Linked DNA regions of Homo sapiens: regions 1 and 2 are each linked to region 3. A link is a loop called in an ENCODE intact Hi-C map of the cell type or tissue named here. Cell type or tissue: mammary epithelial cell. All regions are shown on one strand.

Region 1 (2,500 bases), 68 kb before region 3:
ATTGGAAGAGCGTCTGGCACACATAGCTCAAAGGATGTCTGGTGAGTGAAGGGAAGATAAGGAGAAGAAGGGAGGAAGACAGGGAGGGAGGGAAGGAGGGAGGGAGCAGCAGGGATGGTGAATCCTCTGTGACAAAGATCAAGTCTATGCGATGAGGTATATGGAACTTCAGCGTCTGCCTTGGGCCAGGCAGCATTCAGACAGCTGATGTGTGATTAATTGGGCTAAGTGGTATGTCTATGTAGCAATGATTTTCATATGTCTCTCCCCACAATCCCTGTCTGCAGGTCTGCAATTGTCAGACAATGCTTTAGTGGACGTGCTTGGCACCTGAGAGATACGAACACATCATTTAATAATATGCTTTCCGTGCATGATGCTTGACTAGTGAGCATTTATAATTCACTGAAAGGTAGGTTCTTCCCAAATACATGTGTTATTCTCAACCACAGCATCCGACAATGAGTGGAGAAAATTCCTAGAGTCAGGGTTACCAAATCCGGTGATGAAGGACAGAATGATCTGCTGAGAGAGTAGAGAGAAGAAACTCTCGAGAGCAAGTGGAGCCATGTCAAGAACAGGGCCAGCCTTCAGGGAAGTTGGCAGTGGCATTACCGACATGCCATTCTGGGGCAATCAGGGTGTTCACTCTTCACAAAGCTTCAGTGCTTTGGGTTGTGGGGTGATGCAATGGGTTGCTGTTTATCATTGGCACTCTCATAATTATTATCTGCAATAACACCGCCAACGTCATTAAAAATTTGTTGGGTTTCTTCCCTGTAAAATTGTCAACAGGATCTTTGGGCTTAGGCTCCAAAAGGCTGGCTCTTCTTAAAAATCCTTGCAGAGAGAGCCTTAAAAGCTTAATAACATATCAATTCAGCATTTAAAGATTAAAGTAGGTATGTTTTAATAGACCTTTTGAATAAAAAAAATAAAATTCATGCCTCAAATTTGAAAGGTACCAAAGTGTGTACTGAGATAAGTAAGTCCTCCTTTTACCCTGTCACCTAGACTTCCAACTTCCTTCCAAAAGGTATTCACTCCTTATGGAAAATTGTATCTGAAAGGAAGAGAAGGGTTCTAGCTGAATAATCAGAACCTCAGTCAAAATCTTTGCAAGGCTACCCATCCTTTTCTGGCCAGGCTTCTTTATATTCAGGAAGAAATACTAATAATTGTTGATTGCTGCCCCCAGCAGGAAAGCAGAAATTCAGATATGCCATTCAAGGCACGAAGGACTACAATACCAATGACCTCAGTGTTAGTGGATGTGAGAATTTATGGTTGTTAATCGACAATGGTAGAACCAAAATTCCGGTGTCAAAGCTAATGCCAAGAAAAGTCACAGAAACCCCACGGAGATACAGCTCCTCTCAAGACACACACACTCAGTGGCTCTGGTTTACATCCCCAGTAATTTGTTCAGGCTGCATGGTTTTTTTGTTTTTGTTTTTGATTTTTCTTTTTAAATAAATCTTTTGACACAGGATCTGGCTCTGTCACCTAGGCTGGAGTGCAGTGGTGAGATCTTGCTCACTGTAACCTCTGCCTCCCGGGCTCAAACCATCCTCTCACCTCAGACTTCCAAGTAGCTGGAGCTACAGGCATGCAACGCCATGCCCGGCTAATTTTTTGTATTTTTAGTAGAGCCAGGGTTTTGCCATTTTGCCCAGGCTGGTCTTGAACTCTTGAAGTCAAGCAATCCTCCTGCCTCGGCCTCCCAAAGTGTTGGGATTACAGGCATGAGCCACAGTGCTCGGGCTTAAACTTCCAATTTCTCATTCCATCAACTTTTGACGGGGCCTCTTGACTCCTACTCTATATAAGAATATTAACTCTTGTACACTATATTAATTCTTGTACTTTCTTCCTCCTTCCATGTGCCATTAATCTCTAATGTCCACATACTTTTATTTTTACTTTGTCAAGTTGATAACATATTCATTCTGCCTGCCAAGACATCCTTGGTTTTTCCCTGAGATGACTCTAAAAGTTGCAAACCAAACAACATTTCCATTAGTATGACCATGTAAATATTGTCCAATGCTGGGCCAGGTAGCATATTAGGACTACATTTTCTTCTTCAATGTCATTATGCCTAGACTATATAAAAGAAATTGTTCCTAACATCAAGGTCAGATGGCATCTATTTTCTTACACTATCAGCCAATTAAAATTATGCCACATTTTAGTTTGTTTGCCTTAAATAATATTTGTCTTATATTAATATTGCTACCCCAGCTTTTGCAGGGGTAACAGTTAAAGTACCTGTCTCTTTTCATCCTTTTATTTCTAACTTTTCTCGGTGTTTTTTGTTGTTTTTTTGAGACAGAGTTTTGCTCTGTCGCCCAGGCTACAGTGCAGTAGCACGATCTCGGCTCACTGCAACCTCTGCCTCCCGGGTTCAAGCAATTCTCCTGCCTCAGCCTCCCGAGTAGTTGGGATTACAGGCGCCTGCCACCATGCCCAGATAATTTTTGTATTTTTAGTAGAGACA
Region 2 (2,500 bases), 220 kb before region 3:
CCCACTTAGGGGGCATTACAGGCACACACCGCCATGCCTGGCTAATTTTCTTTTTTTGGTATTTTTAGTAGAAATGGGGTCTCGCCATGTTGGCCAGGCTGGTCTCGAGCTCCTGACCTCAGCTGATCCACCTGCCTTGGCCTCCCAAACTGCTGGGATTACAGATGTGAGCCACCGTGACTGGCCCGTGACCTCTCTATTCTATGCAGTTCTTTTGACAATAAGACAATGCGTGTAAACTGCAAAGCTTTAACAAAGTTCCATTTTCCGGCTCTTGCAAAGCTTCAGACCTCTCTGATACCATTGGAAGAAAACCCTTCTACCCCCTGTTCTATTACCCACCCTCCAGGACCAGCCTGGTATGTCACAAAATTTGGGTCCCCACAAGTAGCTTTGCTTTATCAGGTGTACAGAGTCTTCTGTTAGAAATCTAGACCACATCTTGTTTCGCCATTTGCAGCTTGCCTCGTTTATTTTCTCTTCGTGGGGATGGGAGAGAAATAGCTTTCTCCCTTCCTCATTTGCAGGGAATTTCAAGGCTCCTAGCAGCTTTCTCACAAATAGGCTGTAGTGACCTGCTGGGATATCTTACCCTCCTTCTCTCCATTCCTTCCTTCCTCCCTCCCTCACTTCCTTCCTTTCTCCTTTCCTCTCTCATTCAACAGATACTTTTTTGAGTATCTGTGTACATACCATTGAGGACACAGGATGAACAAGACAGACACAACCCCTTTCATGTTGAGCTCACAATCTGGTCAGGCAGACACACGAAGCAGTCACTATATAGTTGCTATGATGGGGGAGGTAGAGGGTGCTGTAAATGTGCGTAGATGGGAGGAAAGAAAATCTAGAGCCTTCTGCTCCTTTATAAAATACAGGAATGAGGTTCAGAGAAGAAAAGAGTAGTGTCGGCCGGGCACAGTGGCTCATGCCTGTAATCCCAGCACTTTGGGAGGCCTAGGTGGGTGGAGATCACTTGAGGTCGGGAGTTCGAGACCAGCCTGGCCAACATGGTGCAACCCTGTCTCTACTCAAAATACAAAAATTAGCCAGGTGTGGTGGCGTGTGCCTGTAATCCCAGCTACTTGGGAGGCTGAGGCACAAGAATCGCTTGAACCCGAGAGATGGAGGTTGCAGTTAGCCTAGATAACGACCCCGCACTCCAGCCTGGGTGACAGAGTGAGATTCTGTCTCATTAAAAAAAAAAAAAAAAAAAAAAGAGTAGTGTCCTCAGTCACAGGCTCCAGGGCTTCTTGTTTCTATCGCTTTTGCTTCCTAATAAGGGCCTCACTTTGGGGCTCAGAAGATCTCTAACAGTGAGGGGACTCCAGGTGTGTGACATAAAAGCAGAGGGAATTGCTAACAAGTGCTCAGCAGATGGCAGTCTGACAAAGTGCACGTGGCTGACGCCAAAGGCCAGGGCAGCTTCTGCCCTTCCCACACAGCCAGCTGGGCCAGCCTGGGCTCACTCTTACCCCAGTGCCCTGGGACGTTCACTCTCTAGGAGAGAGGGTCCTCAACCTGTCCTGGACCACAGTGAGACTTCTTACTTTTTCCTTCCATGCTTCCTGCGCTAACTCTACTTTTATGTGTAATGCTTAGTCTGCATAGTGTGTGGTTTCCTAGCATTTGCTCGAATTCCACATGGAGCCCAGTGGTCTGTGATAGGCACTGTAAACAAGGATATTCTTGTCCATATTGAGCAGACAGGTTCTGCCTTTAAACTCCTTAATCAAACCACTGCATGTGCAACTTGCCCTTGTCCTTGAAGGGTAGCCTTCATACATATCTATAAAGACAAGATGTTCTGGGGATTTTCTTTGTTTTTGTTTTTTTGGTCTTATTCTGTTGCCCAGGCTGGAGTACAGTGGCTCAATCATAGCTCACTGCAGCCTTGAACTCCTGGCCACAAGCGGTCCTCCTGCCTCAGCCTCCCAAGGAGCTAGGACTACAGGTGCATGCCACCACACTGGGCTAATTTTTAAATTTTTTTTTTTTTTTTTTTTGTAGAGAGAGGGTCTCAGTATGTTGTCTAGACTGGTCTTGAGTTCTTGGGCTCAAGTGGTCCTCCTACCTCAGCCTACCAAAGTACTGGGATTACAGGCATGAGCCACCGTCCCTGGCCCCTACCTGAGATGTTCTGTATATTTCTACCTCAATAACTTATATTTCCATAGGCCCTTTACAGATTGGCACCAGGCAGGCACTATGGACACATAAATGAATGAATCTAGAAACCGATCCCCCCTCCCCGACCAGGCTAATTTTTACCGCTCTAATCTCAAACAACTCCCCTCCCCCCCAAAAAGTTGTTAATCTGGGTTTCAGCATGAGATCAGGAATTTAGGTCTAGAAGAAGGCACCAACTAGGAAAAGATGAAGGGCTGTCTTCTATGGCTCCCAGAAGATGGACATGTCTGCCAAGGTCAGAAAGAGGCCAAAAAAAAGGTACTCTCCACAGGCAAGGTTATTTAACATTTCCCAGAATCCTTCTGACCTA
Region 3 (2,500 bases):
ATATTTTATCTTTATATGTAAAGGTATTAACTCCAAATATATTTAACTTGAACCTAACCAATTCTGCCAATTGTTTTCTTTTATGGTTTCTTTCATTCCTTTTATACTTAGAAAATTCTTTCTTAATTAGATAAATACTTGTTTGTATTTTCTTGAAGGTGCATGAGGTTTGTTTGTTTGTTTGTTTTTTGTTCTAAGATGGAGTCTTGCTCTGTGGCCCAGGCTGGAGTGCAGTGGTGTGATCTCAGCTAACTGCAACCTCCACCTCCCAGGTTCAAGTGATTCTCCTGCCTCAGCCTCCCGAGTAGCTGGGATTACAGGTCCCCACCACCAAGCCCGGCTAATTTTTGTATTTTTAGTAGAGAGGGGGTTTCGCCATGTAGGCCAGGCTGGTCTCGAACTTCTGACATCCAGTGATCTGCCCACTTCAGCCTCCCAAAGTGCTGGGATTACAGGCATGAGCCACCAGGCCCAGCTGAAGGTGCCTAGTTTTATTTTAGATTTTGATGTATGTTTAAAAGTAGGAATAAAAATCTTTTTCCAAGTGTTTTTGATAATTGCCCCAATATCATTTATGAAATAGTCCTTTCTTTCCCACTGATTAGAAATGCCACTCACATTATATATTAAATCCTTAACCACATTAGAATTCATTTCTGGATTTTCTATTATGATCTATTTTGCCTATTATTGTGTCAGTATCATATAATTTTAACTATTAAATGTATAATTATAATATATAAATAATCTCCTATTTTATTACTTTTTTCTACTCTCATAACTATATTCTTCCAGATTTACTTTGTAATCACTTTTCCAAGTTCTAAAACAGACCTCTTGAAATGGTAATGGGATCCTTTAAAATTTTACCATAGTTAGTCTTTCTAGCTAGGAAAGTGTTTTTTATCTTGCCTTTTTTTCAAATTTTTAAAAAAATGATCTTCAATAAAGTTCTATCATTTCCTGCATATACTTTCTGAATATTTTTATGTTTAGTCCTTGATAGTTCACAAATTGGTATTTTTATGTTTTTTCCATTAATTTTTATGACCAAGTTTTTATATATTAAAAAAAAACATTAATTGTATAATTTTTATCAGATAACTTAGTGAACTCTTTTGTTTTCATTTCATTATCTTGAATTTTCTAGGGAGACAAAAGTGTCCTTTGTAAAGAATAAACCTCTCTTCTTTCATATTAGTAGACCTTTTTCTGCTTCTTTTCATAGTTAACTAGCCAAAATTTTGTTTCCTGGTGACAATTTAATATTCCTCTACAATAGAAGAAAACAGTCTCCTTATATCTGTATAGTACATGTATTAGCTGTAGTAAAATAAGAACTCCAGGGCATGCTGTATAACTCAAAGAAAGTAAGGAAGTGGCACTCTTGCTATAAACAACCTTGGTAGAATTACAAAGAATATTAGTTGTGGTGTGATGCTGCCCTCAAGTGGTTTCATCAAAAAAGGGTGGATGGAAAACAAGACCATATAACTGACTTCAGATGTCAGCCATTTAGTTCCAGAAATATCCAGAATGAGGCTGTAGATAGGGAAGATGGCTGGAGGATCTGTTTAGAAGCAGAAGGTGGATATAGGATATAAATTAATGCTGTTTGGGTTTTTACTATTAATGTGATTTCATTAATACTTACAGAATGGATTATACCAGTAAACCATATTTAACTGTCTCAGATAAGCCCTCCTTAGACATGGAATTGATTGACTAACTTCCTTTGGTGTGTCATGGGAAGCTTTTGGCCATGAGATTGTCAGGAACTTAAGTTCAGATAAATCTCTTTTAGGAAGCTAGTTCATACCACAAGTTCTCTTAAGGCATATCAAGTTAGCACCAAGCAAAGGGATGTTCCCTTGCTGCCTGCATACCAATTATGTAGTTAACCGTGGGAGACATTACTACCTGAAAACTCCGTACTATTCTTTTCTTATGCCATTCAGCGTCACTTAACCGAAAAGTCAATACCCAGGATGAGAAACCATTGCTCTCCCTTCAGGATGGCTTTCTTTTTTGGGAACTTGGCTTTTTGAGTAGTTCTTCATCTGAGCTTATATTTTTCTTTTTCTCTTTCTACTCAAAAACTTATTGAAGAATTGGGGGCAAGTTTATGTTCCTTCCTGTGACTTAGAAACTGTTAAAGCTGTTAGACAGCTAGCCAAGATTCTAAAGAAACCCAGACAAGGCAGGGTGGAGACCGAGAGGAGAAATTTATTCCAGAAATTAACTGTTAGCAGTAGTGTTTCTTAATACATAAGCTATATCATACTCCTCAAGTAGATTCTTTGCTTAAAACTTTCACTGTAAATAATTTTATAGCAACCATGTGAATAACTTAAGAATAATAGAATCAGTCTCATTTGTAGGCACTGTAGACCATCTCCATTCCCTACATGTCAGAGACTCTGGGGGATGAATTGGAGATATTAAGAGGTAAAATGATGCAGAGAAGACCAAGGTCAGCAGAAGTCAAATACTTCTATTT

What was found. Hi-C counts contacts between places; a loop is a spot of excess contacts. Peaks named below come from ENCODE experiments on the same cell type or tissue, not always from the same donor. Only the 100,000 strongest peaks of a DNase experiment are listed, where the experiment ranks them.
Region 1: a loop joins it to region 3, with 4 times the contacts of the local background. A loop is called at or near these places in 10 of 110 quality-filtered maps.
Region 2: it touches region 3 in a loop (13-fold over the local background); 19 of 110 quality-filtered maps call a loop at or near these places.

Annotation. Positions count from the first base shown.
Region 1 is chr9:111,827,087-111,829,586 of GRCh38, reverse strand. No RefSeq gene overlaps it. Among named protein-coding and RNA genes, the nearest start is that of SHOC1, 33 kb to the right of the region's middle. In mammary epithelial cell, a CTCF peak has its summit at 1,246; no DNase peak of the experiment used is centred here.
Region 2 is chr9:111,974,793-111,977,292 of GRCh38, reverse strand. No RefSeq gene overlaps it. Among named protein-coding and RNA genes, the nearest start is that of MIR4668, 44 kb to the right of the region's middle. In mammary epithelial cell, a CTCF peak has its summit at 1,373 (motif pointing right); no DNase peak of the experiment used is centred here.
Region 3 is chr9:111,759,197-111,761,696 of GRCh38, reverse strand. All of the region lies in intron 5 of SHOC1 (shortage in chiasmata 1), which reads left to right. Among named protein-coding and RNA genes, the nearest start is that of SHOC1, 34 kb to the left of the region's middle. In mammary epithelial cell, a CTCF peak has its summit at 1,454 (motif pointing left); a DNase peak (open chromatin) is centred at 1,436; H3K27ac peaks cover 272 bases.